2 separate regions of the Mus musculus genome follow, and region 2 is linked to region 1. Evidence: chromatin loops called from intact Hi-C (ENCODE). Cell type or tissue: gastrocnemius. All regions are shown on one strand. Each heading gives the region's core, and the rest is flanking DNA. Links, peaks and the distances in the headings are about the cores only.

Evidence for each region. A loop is a pair of places that touch in the nucleus more often than their neighbours do. Peaks named below come from ENCODE experiments on the same cell type or tissue, not always from the same donor. Only the 100,000 strongest peaks of a DNase experiment are listed, where the experiment ranks them.
Region 2: it touches region 1 in a loop (3-fold over the local background); 5 of 42 quality-filtered maps call a loop at or near these places.

What each region holds. Positions count from the first base shown.
Region 1 is chr1:191,050,484-191,059,136 of GRCm38, reverse strand. It overlaps Tatdn3 (TatD DNase domain containing 3), which reads left to right. Exons shown (of 10, transcript NM_001357166.1): 4 at 226-310; 5 at 2,712-2,774; 6 at 3,766-3,875; 7 at 4,226-4,281; 8 at 6,165-6,277. Among named protein-coding and RNA genes, the nearest start is that of Tatdn3, 8.1 kb to the left of the region's middle. In gastrocnemius, for the core only: a CTCF peak has its summit at 4,061; a DNase peak (open chromatin) is centred at 4,087; H3K27ac peaks cover 681 bases.
Region 2 is chr1:191,004,306-191,012,958 of GRCm38, reverse strand. It overlaps Flvcr1 (feline leukemia virus subgroup C cellular receptor 1), which reads left to right. Exons shown (of 10, transcript NM_001081259.1): 5 at 717-820; 6 at 1,313-1,423; 7 at 1,666-1,771; 8 at 3,296-3,410; 9 at 4,524-4,591; 10 at 4,749-7,127. The coding sequence ends at 4,820. Among named protein-coding and RNA genes, the nearest start is that of Gm31373, 16 kb to the right of the region's middle. In gastrocnemius, for the core only: a CTCF peak has its summit at 4,023 (motif pointing left); no DNase peak of the experiment used is centred there.

The sequences.
Region 1 (8,653 bases), core at 329-8,328:
CAGGAGGATCCCTGTGAGTTTGAGACCAGTCTGGTCTACAAACTTCATTCCAAGCCAAATAGGGCTACATAGTAAGACTTTTGTCTCAAAAGAAATTTTAAAAAAGGAGGGAGGAGGAGGAAGAAAATCATGTCAGCCCTAAAGGCAGGGCGTTTCCTTCCTGTTCTTTAGGGACACTGTGGTCTCCGGACCTAAGGTTGTTTTCTTAACTTTCTACATTTGTAGGTATAATGGATTCGTCCTGCCATGTCTGGGAGTTCACCCAGTTCAAGAGCTTTCACCAGAAAAACCAAGAAGCGTGACATTAAAGGTAAACATCCTATAGAATAAGAGGCCTAACCAGTGCAACTGGCTCTGTCATCACTCCACAGTGCTTTCTAAGTTCTCGTCCTGGGCTGTGGAGATGGGAGGGCTGGGGGCTGGGCCTAGGCCCTCAGCCATGCCAGGCGAACATTCTGCCACTCACTGAATCGTCCAAGCTGGCCTTCAACTCATGCTCAGGCAGGGCTTGAACTCATGATCCTCCCATTTCCACTTCCGCAGTTGTTAGAATGGCAGCCTGTGCCACTAAAACCCAGCTTCTGGTTTGTATTCTTAGTTAATGACCGGAAACAAAGAAACGGGGCCTTCGATCAGGCTGAGCTTGTATGACAAGGAATGATATGGTGGAATTTTGGTTTTGCTCCCTCCATATATTTTAACCATGTCATACTGCTTTATCCACCACCCCCTACCCCCAAAGTGATGGGAGGGCTGGGGAGGTGCTCTGTCGACAGAGTGCTTGCTGCGCAAGTGTGAGGCCCTGAGTGTGGTCGTAGACCACATGTAAGATAACCATGGGTGTTGGCGCACACTACTAATCTCAGAGCTGTGGAGGTGGTGACAGGAGGGTCCTCAGAGCTCACTGGCCAGTCACCCTATAAGCCGCAGGTCCCAGTGGGAGACCTTGTCTCAAAGTGAGATTGCTTTAGCTAAGAATCACAGAGAGAGAGATGGGCTCGGTGGAAGAGTGCTTGCCTACCATATCCTAGGTTAAATCCCCAGTTAAAACATTAAAAGTCCAGAGGCCAGGGAGATGGCTCAGTGGTTAAGAATTCATACGACTTTTGCAGGGGACTCAAGTTCGATTCCCACCACCCTCCACCTGCAAGTCCACCTCCAGGAGACCCAGTGCCTCTGGCCTCTGAGGGCACCTGCATACACACAATTTAAAATAATAAAGACAAGTTTTTAAAACATATGAATGCATTGGTATGCATTAAATAAGTAATGTGACTCAGATTATAGTGTCAGTTTCTGTTTATCACCTGACTTGGCAGAAAACTCTAGTTCTTTCATCAGATGTTTGAATGGCCTCCCCACAAGTTTTGTTTATTCTCTCATAACTAGAACACACTCTGGGAGGTGCAAGTCTCTGCATCCAATCTTCATCCTTAACTTCCAGCCCCTTTCTGACTCACACTCTGTACTCGAGCTATTGCTCCCTCTTGTGGGTAAGAGGCCTTGTCTGATAACTTCCTCAGCTGTTGCCAGACAGCTTCTCCACTGGGGCTCCTACACCTGCAGCTCCTGGGCCAGTGTGAATTGTCCGTAAGTCTTCTGTATTTCTCTAAGGACTTCCGTTACTTCCCCCTCAGCCTTGCCTCCCTCTCTCCATAAACATTAATCTCCTTTTCCTCTCTCATCTGGTTCCCTCCTTTCCGTGGTTCTCTCTTATTCTGATTTTCTTCCATGGAAGAACTTTACAGTTTATGTATTCTGAAAATAATCCACCAAATGGTTTAAAATATTCCACAGGGAGCAGAGGAGATGGCTCAGTGGTAGGCACGCACCACCCTTGTGGGGTTCAAAGGTTGGACTCCCAACACCCACATCAGGGTGACAACTACCTGAGATACCTAGTTGTGCTGCCCTCTGACCTCCTCAGGCACCTTCACACGCATGACACATGGAACTCACTGAAGCACACATATCATATACACATACAATAAACAATGTAGCCCTGGATGTCCTGGAACTCACTCTGTAGACCAGGCTGGCCTTGAACTCAAAAAGATCTGCCTACCTCTGCCTCCTGAGTACTGGGATTAAAGGCCACCACTACCCAGCTAACAATAAACAAATCTTTAACATCTTATCTACAAGCAATTTCTAAATCTTCACCTTAGAAAGACACCACAGGCCAAATTCTCTTAAATGCATAAGGTAATATCACTTAAACTAGCAGCCCACCACTACGGCAGTTCCCAGATGAGCTCATATGTGAAATGCATTGCTTATATTGTTGAACTCTTATGAAGATCGACCAAGCAGGATCATGAAGACAAATCAAGGCAAAGAGAACAAAGGGGAAATGGGTCTGCTGCTATTGTAAACTGACAAACCGATGCCAAGGAGGAGACAGTCATGTGCATGACAGCCACGGAACTCCAGATCAGACCTTTGAGGACATGTCTCCTCCTAAGCAGAGGGGCCTGTGGAAGTGGGATCCTCACAGCCCGGTAACCAGAACTCAGAACTCGTGTGGATGTTCCTTCTGAGATGTCTAGTTAGAGCTGCCGGTTTGATGGAGGAGATAATTCCTACAGACAGGTTGGGTAGAAGATTCAGGTGTGTGAGGTGCCAGTATGGCGTAGGGCCTTGCCTATGCCAGCCGAGGAGCCAGCATTCCCACTCGGCATTTACAAATTCACATTTTATTTTCCTTGCAGGATTTGGATGTAGCTTTGCCTATTATTGAGAAGTACAAGGATCGCTTGTTGGCAATCGGAGAGGTAAACCCATTTGATGATCACATGACGTCTAATTCAGACCTCCATGGGACATGTGTAATAGTCCTTAGTTCAGCACTAGTGATTATAACGGACTTGAATTGTTATGTTCACCACTGCGTTCAGCCTGCTAATAACTTGATACTTGTGTGGTAAGCAAGACCACCTGGGAATGGAGTAATAGAAAGCGCTCCTCTAGGCTTGCTTTAATGGTGATGGAATGCATTTTCTATTTACAACGATGATATAGTAATACTTCCAAAAACGCAGCTTTTGCTTAAGTGTGGCCATTGCTCTGAGAAACTAAGACACCCTGTAGAGGGAGGGCCATGAAATGGTTCAGCAGAAAGCACTTGCTACCAAGCCTGCTCTACACAGCGGGAAGGAAGAACTGACTCCTGAATGTTGTCCTCTGTCTTGCATGTGTGCACTATGGCCTCCATGTGTAACCCTCCACCTAGTAAATGTAGTTTTTAAAATTGAAAAAAAAAAACCCAACTTCATAAGTAACATAAAGGCATACTTTAGTCTTGAGTGTGTGATTAAAGACCTTGTCACTTGAATTATTAATAATGCTAGAGAACTTTATCACAGTAGAAAAGTACCTCTTCCTATTAAACATAAAAGATAAGAAGATGCATTGTGACTGGAGTGCATAGAGTACCCACCAGGTAGCAGCAGTGAGAGTGGTCTTCTGTAATCTGCATTGCTCTCAGTGCAGTGAGCCCGCCTGACTTCTGAATGCATGCAGGGCTGCTACACCAAGCTGAGATGCGTGGCATACACAGTGAATGTTAACACTGTAGAACCCCACAAGAGGAATGTAAAACAACTTAGACGTCAACTTCAACTATGTTATTGTGTTACTTTATCTACTTGGCTAACACTCTGACGTGGCTGCTGTGTAATGATGTCTGAGGTCGGTGTGCTGACTCATGGTCTCTTTGGGCTCATGGCACAAGACATGTGATTCTCCTTTGTCTTCCTGTTGCAGGTGGGGCTAGACTTCACCCCCAGATATGCAGGCACTGATGAGGAGAAGGAAGAACAAAGACAAGTCCTAATCAGACAAGTGCAACTGGCCAAAAGGCTAAATGTGCCTCTGTGGGTGAACTATCTTTCTACTCATAACTACACAGCAAATTCCTTAGCAGTTGGTCCTCTTGAAATGAGTTCTCTCTCTCTTTTTCTCTCGGTTATTTTTTAAAATTCATTCTTTCTGAGTGTGTGTGTGTTTGCCTGCATGCGTGTCTGTGGACTATGTTTGTGTAATGCCTGTGGGAGCCAGGAGAGGTCGTGGTACCCCCTGGAACTGGAGTTAAAGTTGTTAACCAGCTGCTGCCATGTGGGTGCCAGGGACAAGCCCGATCCTTGGTGGCAAGAGTAGCTGACTCATCTCTCTGACCTCTTGAATTATTTTAATACAACAAAGGAATTTTGCTGTTGTTAAACAGAAATGTGCACTCACGCTCAGCTGGAAGACCCACCATCAGCCTCTTACGTGAACAAGGTACTTATACTTCTATCCCTAACGCTCCAGTGGAGGGCCTAAGGAGCAAGTGTGTCTCCCTTTGATCCCTGAAAGACAAGGGCTGCATGGAGAGTGGAGGAGAGCCCACCAGGATGAGCTTGTGGGCCAGGCTAGCACTTACAAGGTCGTTTTGTGCAATTATGTGTCCGTCCGGCTTGACTGGAGCAAATGAAAATTTGAAGTTTCAATTTCTATTTATCTTTTAAGATTTATTTATTCATTTTAATTTTGTGTATTTGAGTGTTTTGCCTGCATATATGCACATTTACTGCATCTGTGCCAGGTGTCCTAAGAGGCCCAAATAGGGCATCAGGCCCTCTGTAACTAGAGTTATAGACAGCTGTGAGCTGCCATGTGGGTTCTGGGAACTCAACCAGGTCCTCTGCAAGAGCAGCGGGTACTTTTAACGCACAGCCATCTCTCCAGCCCCTGGCTCCAACAAGGGAAAATAAGGCAAGAAGGACTCATTGCTCGTGGTCGGCTTGTTCTCTGTCTGTTGCTTTGGGGCCAGATAGTAGAGGGGCTTGCCCACAAACCTGATGACCAGAGTTCAGTACCCAGATCTCTGGGGAGGTGTCCTCTGACCTCTACTGTGGCACATAGTACTTGTACAAACACATATATACCATGAGTTAATATATGAAAATGATAACTAAATAACAAAGCAGCATTACTGTGCAGATGTGGCCATCGTGTGCAAAGAGCATGCTCACTTGCTCTGGTTTCTCTAACCGGAACACAGTTCTTTTCCAAAGGTTAAAGTGCAATCACCAATAAGAAATGCACCTTATTTTTAGACTCCTATATGCATTAAAAAGTCCTATCAGATGTATAAGATGCAGTACATGTACATGTACAGGTGTGTTAGTCTACAGTTGTGTGTATACAAAACCCCACATTGTTTGGTTGTAGCCTACTAAATCAATTTTACAACAAAATTATGATCATCATGAATATTCACATGACTTGAAACTCAGATGGTGAAATAATGGAACTCCCTGCAGTTAGAGGTGTGGCAGTGATAGGTTTGTCAGTGCTGAGCCCTCTCCCTGCAGTTAGAGGTGTGGCAGTGATGGGTTTGTCAGCGCTGAGCCCTCTGGAGTCACTGAACACTTGATTTATGGCGGCTGAACAACTACCATGTAAGAGCTGGAGTTAGTGTGAAAGATGAACCTCAGTGGTGAGGGATGGCCCCAGTATGGGGAAGGGCCTGGGTTTGGTCCTCAGTCACACACACACACACACACACACACACATACAAGGCAAGGGGGCGGAGATTAGGGGTTGGTTTTATGAGCCTCGGCCTGTTTAATTTGTGAATCCTTTTTTTTTCTCTACTAGCATTTCCTTAGGAAAATTGAAGGGTTTGCCTGAAACCCTTTTCTTACCATTCTTAGGAATGGTACTTTGACAGCTGACAGACATGAAAAAGACCTAGTGGTAGAGATAGTTTAGATGATTGCTTTAAAAACTGCATTTCAATGTTATTCAACTACTTGTTTGTTTGTTTGTTTGTTTGAGACAGAGTTTCTCTGTGTAGCCCTGGCTGTCCTGGAACTCGCTCTGTAGACCAGGCTGGCCTCGAACTCAGAAATCCGCCTGCCTCTGCCTCCCAAGTGCTGGGATTAAAGGCGTGTGCCACCACGCCTGGCGTTATTCAACTATTTTATTCTGAAGATTAAAAAACTTATTTTTCTCCTGGCTGAACATTAACTGTTTATTGAAACTTTAGAAGCAATGGAATATGATCTTGGCATCATCATAAATATTTGCTTATAATTCAGATTTCTGTTTAATTAGACTAATGGGAAGCTCTTTGTTAGGAGACAAAATGGAACTGTGATTTGTGTTTGATTTGAGAGGTGCAAAACAGGTTCTGCTGCATGCATTTGACGGTCGGCCATCGGTAGCCATGGAAGGCGCCAGGGCCGGTTACTACTTCTCCATTCCCCCATCCATCGTACGAAGTGGACAGGTAAAGTCTTCGATTAAAACTTACCAGACACTCTGTATGGTGCAAATAACATATGCTGTGTGACAAACTTGTGATGCTATTCTAGTTACGTTTCAAAAGTTAAACTTGTCTCCACTCAAACATTTAAAAAGCTTAAAAGGGACCTGCGGCAGACTGGAGAGGTGGCACAGTGGACAGTACTACTCTTTTACTGGGCGAAGTGGCTCGTAGAGTTATAGCACAGTGTAGGATGTGTAAGTGCACACACAAGCACAGTATAGGATGTGTAAGTGCTGACAAGGAGCACAGTGTAGGATGTGTAAGCGTGCACACAGAGCACAGTGTAGGATGTGTAAGTGCACACACACAGCACAGTGTAGGATGTGTGTGCACACAGAGCACAGTGTAGGATGTGTAAGTGCTGACAAAGAGCACAGTGTAGGATGTGTAAGCGTGCACACAGAGCACAGTGTAGGATGTGTAAGTGCACACACACAGCATAGTGTAGGATGTGTGTGCACACAGAGCACAGTGTAGGATGTGTAAGTGCACACACAGAGCACAGTGTAGGATGTGTAAGTGCTGACACAGAGCACAGTGTAGAATGTGTAAGTGCACACACAGAGCACAGTGTAGGATGTGTAAGTGCTGACACAGAGCACAGTGTAGGATGTGTGTGCACACAGAGCACAGTGTAGGATGTGTGTGCACACAGAGCACAGTGTAGGATGTGTAAGTGCACACACCGAGCACAGTGTAGGATGTGTAAGTGCTGACACAGAGCACAGTGTAGGATGTGTGTGCACACAGAGCACAGTGTAGGATGTGTGTGCACACAGAGCACAGTGTAGGATGTGTAAGTGCACACACCGAGCACAGTGTAGGATGTGTAAGTGCTGACACAGAGCACAGTGTAGGATGTGTAAGTGCACACACAGAGCACAGTGTAGGATGTGTAAGTACTGACACAGCACAGTGTAGGATGTGTAAGTGCACACACAGAGCACAGTGTAGGATGTGTCACTGCACACACAGAACACAGTGTAGGATGTGTAAGTGCACACACAGAGCACAGTGTAGGATGTGTAAGTGCTGACACAGAGCACAGTGTAGGATGTGTAAGTGCACACACAGAGCACAGTGTAGGATGTGTAAGTGCACACACAGAGCACAGTGTAGGATGTGTAAGTGCACACACAGAGCACAGTGTAGGATGTGTAAGTGCTGACCAGCACAGTGTAGGATGTGTAAGTGCTGACACAGAGCACAGTGTAGGATGTGTAAGTGTACACACAGAGCACAATGTAGGATGTGTAAGTGCACACACAGAGAGCACAGTGTAGGATGTGTAAGTGCACACACACAGCACAGTGTAGGATGTGTCAGTGCACACACAGAACACAGTGTAGGATGTGTAAGTGCTGACACAGCACAGTATAGGATGTGTAAGTGTACACACAGAGCACAGTGTAGGATGTGTGTGCACACACAGAGCACAGTGTAGGATGTGTAAGTGCACACAGAGCACAGTGTAGGATGTGTAAGTGCACACACAGAGCACAGTGTAGGATGTGTAAGTACTGACACAGCACAGTGTAGGATGTGTAAGTGCACACACAGAGCACTGTGTAGGATGTGTGTGCACACAGAGCACAGTGTAGGATGTGTAAGTGCACACACAGAGCACAGTGTAGGATGTGTAAGTGTACACACAGAGCACAGTGTAGGATGTGTAAGTGCACACACAGAGAGCACAGTGTAGGATGTGTAAGTGCACACACACAGCACAGTGTAGGATGTGTCAGTGCACACACAGAACACAGTGTAGGATGTGTAAGTGCTGACACAGCACAGTGTAGGATGTGTAAGTGCTGACACAGAGCACAGTGTAGGATGTGTGTGCACACACAGAGCACAGTGTAGGATGTGTAAGTGCACACAGAGCACAGTGTAGGACGTGTAAGTGCACACACAGAGCACAGTGTAGGATGTGTAAGTGCACACAGAGCACAGTGTAGGATGTGTAAGTGCACACACAGAGCACAGTGTAGGATGTGTAAGTACTGACACAGCACAGTGTAGGATGTGTAAGTGCACACACAGAGCACTGTGTAGGATGTGTGTGCACACAGAGCACAGTGTAGGATGTGTAAGTGCACACACAGAGCACAGTGTAGGATGTGTAAGTGCACACACAGAGCACAGTGTAGGATGTGTAAGTGCACACACACAGCACAGTTTAAGGTGTGTGTGCACACACAGAGCACAGTATAGTATATGTAAGTGCAGACACAGGTCAGTGATAAAAACAGAAGCCTGGCTGCAAAGCCTACAAATGATTTTGTCTGTCTCTGGGAAGCAGGTGCTTCTCTGAAGAAAACAGCAGACAAGACAAGT
Region 2 (8,653 bases), core at 450-8,449, 46 kb after region 1:
GTGACTCCAATCCAGTTTCTGTGCATCCTGGACTCAGTGCACAGTCACTGTCCCCTGCACTTTTTACTGAGCACACCTAACCCTCTTTACAGGCATTGTGGCAAGACTTTAACTCAGTTATACGGAAAAGTGCAAAACCTTGTAAGGACTATAAACCTAAATGTCGAGGTCTGTGGCCTCTGGGTTAAAAGGAGCCAGCACCCTTACTGTGCCTCAGCATTGCCCTCGACTCTCTGTTTGCACATGTGTAAATGGTTTTAGAGTTTACCAATGTAAGCCCAGCTGTGGTGGACCCAGGACGTGTTTCCTTTCTTACTTTCATTTTAAAAAAAAAAGATTTATTTATTCATTTAATGTATGTGAGTACACTGTCACTCTCTTCAGACACCCCAGAAAAGGGCATTGGATCCCATTACAGATGGCTGTGAGCCACCATGTGGTTGCTGGGAATTGAACTCAGGACCTCTGGAAGAGCAGTCATCTCTCCAGCCCCTTCTTTCACTGTATTATAGCTGTTGTTGTCATTGTTGCTGTTGTTTAAAATAGAATGCCTTCAATAAATCACCCTTCCCAAAGACCCAGCTCTAGCCCATGTAATGAGTCTTCCTATTATGTGCTTAATTTTATGATTATTTTAGTTAGCTGTTTTACTGTATGGAAAGATGAGCTATCGTTTGAACTAGAGATATCTGCTTATCTCCTGCACATTATCTTAGGGAGAAGAGGTGAATGCTGGGAGGATCGGGCTGACACTGGTGGTAGCTGGAATGGTGGGCTCTATTCTCTGTGGCTTATGGCTGGACTATACCAAAACCTACAAGTAAGTGACAGTAGGTATATGCATAGCATGCAAATAAAGATATATCGATTTTAAGGAGAGAGGTTTCACTAGGTAACTCAGCTGGCCTGGAGCTCAGGCACCATTCGGCCTCTGCTGCCCAACTGCCAGGATTACAGCAGGTACCGCTGTGTCTGAGTAATGCTTGCAATGATCTGCCTTACTGGTCATATTCACTTCACCCCTGAAAATGTGAAGACCTTACAAACCTTCTACCCCTACCTCTGCCTGTGTAGGTTGTTTCTATCTAGAAAGAGGCTTCCCTGCACAGCACCAGGCTCCTGACAGGCTTCATCTTGTCTTCTTTATGTTGTGGACTAAAAAAAAGAATTATTTGTATGGAAAAAAATTATTGTTGAGCTAGATACATTATCTACAGATGACAAGACTGGTTTGTCTTTCTGAGGAGAGAGTGGTAGCTAGCTGCATTATTCTCTGCAGAGGGACCCACTCACAGCTCTGTCTTTGTTTTAGGCAGACAACTCTGATAGTGTACGTTCTGTCTTTCATTGGAATGCTCATATTCACATTCACACTGAACCTCGGGTACATCATCGTGGTGTTTTTTACTGGTGGGATTCTTGGGTAAGTGTCAGGTGATATACCCTGCTTCTGTGACTCTGAAGGAGTGTTTAAAAGGCCCTCCAAAGATCCTTTTGATGTTTTAGACTCTAAGAGTTCCATTATTACATGTATAAAAGTGTTGTTCCTCAGAACTATAACAAGAAAGCTTACGCTCATTTTGGTATGTGGTTGGTGAAAACAGATGAGCTTGCCTGTACAGGTGGCTGCCCCTCTCATATGCCGCCTGTCTTGTGCTCTCTTAGCTTCTTCATGACTGGTTACCTCCCGCTGGGCTTTGAGTTTGCTGTGGAGATCACCTACCCTGAGTCTGAGGGCATGTCCTCAGGGCTCCTCAACACTGCTGCACAGGTAATCCTTTGCTTCCTCCAAACAGTTAACCAGGTAGCAATCACCAGCACTTGATAGGTAGAGGCCCGAGGACCAAGAGTTCAAGGCCAGTCTCAGCTATATAGTGTGCCTGAGGCCAGCCTGGGCTACATGAGACTGTCTCAAAAAAACAAAACAGGGCTGGTGAGATGGCTCAGTGGGTAAGAGCACCCGACTGCTCTTCCAAAGGTCAGGAGTTCAAATCCCAGCAACCACATGGTGGCTCACAACCATCCCTAACGAGGTCTGACTCCCTCTTCTGGAGTGTCTGAGGACAGCTACAGTGTACTTACATATAATAAATAAATAAATTTAAAAAAAAAAAAACAAAAAAAAAAAAAACAAAACAAACAAAACCACAAAACCCAAGGTGATTAATATGTGGTCAGTGAGCAGTGAGCTTGACCTGACTTTGTGGTTTAATAATCCTGCCACTCAGCCGTTGTTTCTAGAAGCCAGATCATGAGTCCATTAAGGAGGGTTCTTGCTGCAGACGGACCTCAGTCAGGTCCTCGATCTGCAGGAACACTCAGGGTTCCAGTTACAGGCGAGCAAGGAGTTGGCGCGGATGACAGACAGACACCGACACAGAAAGGATGTGTATCTGAATGTAATTTTTCTAAGCAAGCACAAGACTTTTAATACAGAAGAAAAACAAGAAAGCTAGGGAATATCCGCCAAGGTACATAGACACAAAACAAGGAAAATGCATACATAAAAAGCTAAGGGGATACAGGCAGTGTTTACAACTGAGAATAGGAACAACCCTTAATTTAAGATCAGCTAAACACAGGAGCCAGGTGAATGCTCTGATGCAATGCTAGTCTATTGTTAAACCCACCATCAGGGGTCCTTTAGTAAATACCTGATTATGCTACTCCTCTGGGCCTAGTGGAAAAACATGCACCAGGGGAATTCTGCTCTACTAACCCTTTCATGAATGATACTACAACCCACCTATTTCCTAGGCCATTGTGTATTCCTGTGTATAGGAGTGACTTGGCAATTGTTGTAAGTAGTTACTATGTAACTAGCCCTTAGATTTCTAGCTCTATTCAAGTACTTTGTAATGCCTGATTACTTTCACTGTTTCTACTAGAGGTAAATTTGAATGTTACTGAATAGGTAACATTGTTACTGAATTCCAAGCTCAGTACTTGGCTCAAGGACTTCCTAGGACCTTGGAACACTGGTGGAGACTAATCTAACTTAGCTATATGTCAAAATCAATCCTTAAAGGCACTTATAATAAAACAATACTGAAAGAGAGCAGACAGATCCATACACCAGACTAACACGGGGACAGGTTTGGTGCATACGTGCTATGGGAATGCCAAGGTCCCAGGAGGCTAAGTTTCCGTGAACTTTTCGCCTCGGGACTGCGTCCAGTTTCTAGACCTGTCATTCGAGTCACTAGTGGAGTGGATGTAGCAGGTTCTGTGGGGAAAGTGTACTTGCTTTAAAACAGCAAACTCAATAACAATTATTTCATATCTTTTATTTTAGATACTTGGAATTTTCTTCACATTGGCTCAAGGAAAGATCACAACAGACTATAATAGTCCAGAGGCAGGAAACATTTTCCTTTGTGCCTGGATGTTTGTAGGCATAATTTTAACAGGTAAGTGCTGAGTGTGTGTGCCATGTTGTCTGTATTCAGGTTTGTGCATTGCTGCTTCTTGGCTTTGTGAACTCTGAGGTTAAAAATTAGATAAGAAGGCTGGGCATAGCCGGGGGTGGTGGCCCACACTTTTAATCCCAGCACTCGGGAGGCAGAGGCAGGCGGATTTCTGAGTTCAAGGCCAGCCTGGTCTACAAAGTGAGTTTCAGGACAGCCAGGGCTACACAGAGAAACCTTGTCTCGAAAAACCAAAAAAAAAAAAAAGGCTGGGCATGATGGCGCACGCCTTTCATCACAGCACTTAGGAGGCAAAGACAGGTGGATCTCTGTATCTCTGTGACTTTTGAGGCCAGCCTGGTCTACAGAGTGAGTTCCGGGACAGCAAGGGCATCGGATCCCTGTCTTGAAAAGCAAATAAACAAAAGGAGATAAGAATCAGGACTCAGTTTCCTCAGGATGTGAGTCTATCCTTTCATTTTGGTGGCTCCAAACTTAATACCATTGCTATGCATAAAAGGCAAAACTGGGGCTAGATAGATGGAGCCCTGGACCCAGGTTCAATTTCCAGCTCCCAAATAGCTCACAGCCCTCTAGTTCCAGAGGATCTGATGCCCTCTTCTGGCCTCCTCTGGCACTGCACAAACATACATGCAGGTCACACACCCATACACATAAAATAAAAAGAAATAAATCTTTTTGAAAAGCTTTTTAAAAATCATATAAATTATTTATCACATCTGTGTATATGTGTCTCATCACCGTCCGCTTGGACATACGAGCGTCTTAGATCTCCCCGCCCAGTGTTGTGTTCTCATTGTACATAGTACATATCTCTTGACTTTTCTATGTCAGTTAACTAGTGCTCTCATCCATTCAGCTGCCGGCTGAGGAGATTCTGAAGTCCTCCATTTTCCCTCTGATTACTTCATCCCCATTACTCACAGCCCGTATCTGTCAGCTGATGGGAGACTTGTAGTTAAGTCAGAGGCTGAGGTCTTCTCTCAGCTGCGATAGTGCTGTTGAATATCACGGCATTATGTACCTTGTGTTAAATGTTATCAGGTAAAAGAAGAGGGTATCCGCTTATACTAACTCTCGGTAATTCTGTTTTAGCGTTGATCAAGTCTGATCTGAGAAGGCACAATATAAACACCGGGCTTACAAACATTGACGTTAAAGCTGTAAGTAAGATACTTTTATGGCTGTACTCTGAGTAGATGGGATAAATGGGAAAGCATTCTTGTTTAATCAGTAACATTTATAGCCAGTCAACAATGGACGGTGAGGTAGCGAAATTCGGGTGTGCTGCATCTCCTGAGTGTCAGTTGTTTTTTTCAGGTACCAGTTGATAGTCGGGTAGATCCAAAACCCAAAGTGATGGTGTCTATACAGTCGGAATCTTCACTCTGAAGAAGCCGGTGTGGCTGCCCCTCAACATGGGCATGTGGCTTCGTCTTTGGGCAGCTGTGTGAGGTGTGAGGCACTTGAAAATTATTGGATGAGTTCTGAATATTTTGTTTTGTGTTAATCAGCGATTGTGCTTACAATGTCCTCGTGTTAGCACTCCCATTCATGTAAACCTGTCTAGTCTCAGTTGTGTAGTGTGTACCTGAAAGTAACATTATTGACATTTTTTTTCAGGATGCTTTGTTTTTTTATGGGTGTCTAGTTCCTGTAAGACATATAAGAGTGTGCAATTCACACATAAACACATCTGGTACATTCCCAGTCAGTTGTCACCTGACTGTACTGACCATGTCAGGGTCACGGTTAGAGTCACAGTGTGAATGCAGAGTCCCATGAGAAGCACTGACCCACTCGGACAGGGCTGGGGTTAGATTCCCATCTCTTACACACCTGTGTATTGTGACATGTTCTGTCCCACAAAAACAAACAAACAAACAAACAAACCAACAAAATGGTTTTATGCACAGATTAAGTCCATTATACTCTGGTTAGCTAGGTAGCTGAGACACACACAGATCATCTGAGATCTTCTTTGTGCTGCCTTCATACAGGTAAACATTAATGTACTACAACTTGTAGTAGTTTTATGCCCTTTGTCCATTTTCACTCTCTTAAAAGAAACTTTCATCATCTGTGTTACGGGCTAGCTCGTGATTTCTTACATCACATCTAATTTTGCCTCGAAGATGCCCAAGATAAGGAAGTCTGTGATAACTTCAGAGAGCCCATGTGTCTCCATTCTGTGGAGAGTCCTTGAAATACTAGCTGCTGTCTTTCCAGGATCATTCCTCTGTCTGACCACTGTTTTTAAGGACTACCAGCCCTTGCACATGTCCTGTGAACGCTGGGAGCAGGTTCTGCTGCACCACACCGTGTGTGTAGTCAGTACTCTGTGGACACTATCTCGTACACACTCAGGACAAGGCGAGTGGGACCAAGTGTATTTTCACAGTGCCTACCACTGTGTCTTGTTTACAGTGAGAATTAAATGTCTTTGATGTTTTGACTCTTAAGCTTACATTCATGACATTTGATCAATCATAATATTTACATAGTGTGATTTTGAAAATTTTACAAAAAATTTACATAATATAAAATGCACACAGAAAAAGTAATCATGTAATGAATATGGTTGAAGCAAATGCAACTTTGATTTAGGCAAAATATGCATTGACTTATCTTGATATTATATTCTGTTTCATCAGATTACTATAAATTATGTGGAACTTGACATTGGAAAAATGTACTGAAAGAACTTAGTATCACTCAGGATCAGGAATTCTGGTTTTGTGTCCTGGGCATGTTCTGCCTTGGTAACTCTGGACACATCATTTACCCTCTCCGGCAACATTTTCCTGATCCATGAAATAATGCATTCACACTGATCTAAATGATCTTTTTAAAATATTGTCATTCATCACGAAGTAGGCCAAATCATGGTACCACAGGAATTTAGAAATCTAACTGCAATCTGGGCAGTGGTGGAACACACCTACACCCTGTCTTGAAAAACCAAAAAGGAGGAAGGAAGGAGGAAGGAAGTAATCTAGTTCGAGTAAACAATTGTGATTGGTTATGTAGAGGCAGAGAACTTCAGCTCTGTTTTTAACTCCTTAGTCAGTCTGTAATAGTTCAGGTAGAATCTGTATCATCAGCAACTTCTTTTAGTTTTTCTGTCACAGGTTACAAATGACCAAAAATGCACTGTCTCCCCCAGCTGTTTCTGTTTCTAAATTGACAGTGTTGTTTACAAGACCATATACATGTTACTTCCTGAAGCTTTGAACAAATTACAGATAAAAGTTGGAATACTTAATGTCTGAAAAGTATATTCTTGTTTTGTTTTTTATTGTTTAGAAAAGGGATAAAGTCTGACGTAATAATGCAAAATGAATCGATGATGTTCTCAGTATTTTAAGTGGATGTATGGGTAATACATCAGATAAGAATTTGATAAAATTCTATGTCATGGGTATAGAAGTAGTAATTATCATCACCTGTGTCTGCCTTCATCAGATGGTTTCAGAAGCTGTTGCATCTGTAAATGTTGTGACATAGCTTTTGTCTATTGAGATTGTTGGAGTAATATCTTTGAAAATGTTTATGTTAGCAACTGGAATGGCACCTATGTCTAATGTCTTCATTCCTGTTCTTATTTTGCTACTTTTATAATTTCTCTATGTGCCTGTTCTTCATTATTTCATACTTAAAATAAATTTATTTTTTTAGTGCTAATTTTATATGTCCTTTAAAAACAAATCCTGGTGTCTGATATGTGTGGGAAGTTAGAAAGCGATCATATGGTCTTAGAGACAGCCATAGAAGAATGGAGCCCACTGTCATCAGTACTCAATAGAAAATAAATGTAAAATAATGTAAGAGTAAGCTGGGAAAGGGGCTCAGCAGTTAGGAGTGTGCACTGCTCCTGTAGAAGACCTGAGTTTTGTTCCTAATATCCACATCAGGCGTGGTCACAACTGTCCCAGGGATCCACCACACTCTTGTGGCCTCCCTGGGCAACTGTACTCATGTACACGCCCGCACACGTGTGTATGATTTAAAACAAACAAACAAAAAACTTTAAAAAAGAGATTTGCAGAGGGCGATGTCAGCATGGCAGTGGAGACTTGACCTCGGAAGCACTGTTTCTCAAGACTCTTCATAGATTGCGCTTTTGTTGGAGGTCCAGTGAAGAGGTTTCAGCATAGTTCCAGCAGAAACCCCGTGAAAGGCAGGTTAAGTTCACGTTGTTAACCCCATCCTCCCACCACAGTGGCACAGCACAGTGGCAAGAAAGAATTCATCAGGAAGCACAGAGCAAACACTCCATCAGCTCTGTAGATGCTGTCTAACTGGCCCATTTCTGGCTTAGTCCAGCCAGACTATTGAGGTGATTGGTAGAGCTGAATGTCAGAGAAGGCCAGAAGCAGGAAAGGAAGACCAGGGAGACTCTCGGCTCCATCGGGAAGCCACTTGGGATTCCTTGCCTGTGGACCATGGACACCTCAATATTCTGTGTACCATATACTTGATCAAGCTGGTTTTCCAGGTACATCCACAAGTCCACATAGATAGAGTCAACTGAGCAGCATTAGAAGGTGCCCGAACTAGAGAAAGCAAACAGGAAGTGGCCTGGCTTTTCAGGATGGAGAGAAGACAAAAGGGAACAAGATAGGTAAGGGCAGGTAAGTCCACAGCGAATGTCTGAGCCTTAAAATCCCTAGCCAGGCTGAACTTTGTCGTTTATGCATTTCTCTCCTAAACCGTTGTCAGTAAAGCCTGCAGGGGGGCCAGAGGCATGGCTCAGTGAGTGTCTTAGTTAGGGTTTTACTGCTGTGAATAGACAGCATGACCAAGGCAGCTTTTATAAGGACAACATTTAATTGAGGGTGGCTTACAGGTTCAGAGACTCAGTCCAGTATCATCAGGGTGGGAGCAGAGCAGTATCTGGACATGCTTGGTACAGGCAGAGCTGAGAGTTCTACATCTTCATCTGAAGGCTGCTAGTGGAGGAAGACTGACTTCCAGGCAGCTAGGATGAGGGTCTTAAGCTCACACCCACAGTGACACACCTACTCTAACAAGGCCATACCTTCTAATAGTGCCACTCCCTAGCCCAAGCACATACAAAGCCTCACAGTGGGTAAGGTGCTTCAGGCCTGGCAACCTGAGGCGAATCCCCAGGACCCATGGGGTCAGAGGAGAGAACTGACACACTCAAGATGTCTTCTGACTACCATGCATGATCTGTAGCATATGCGTGCATGAGCCAGCAG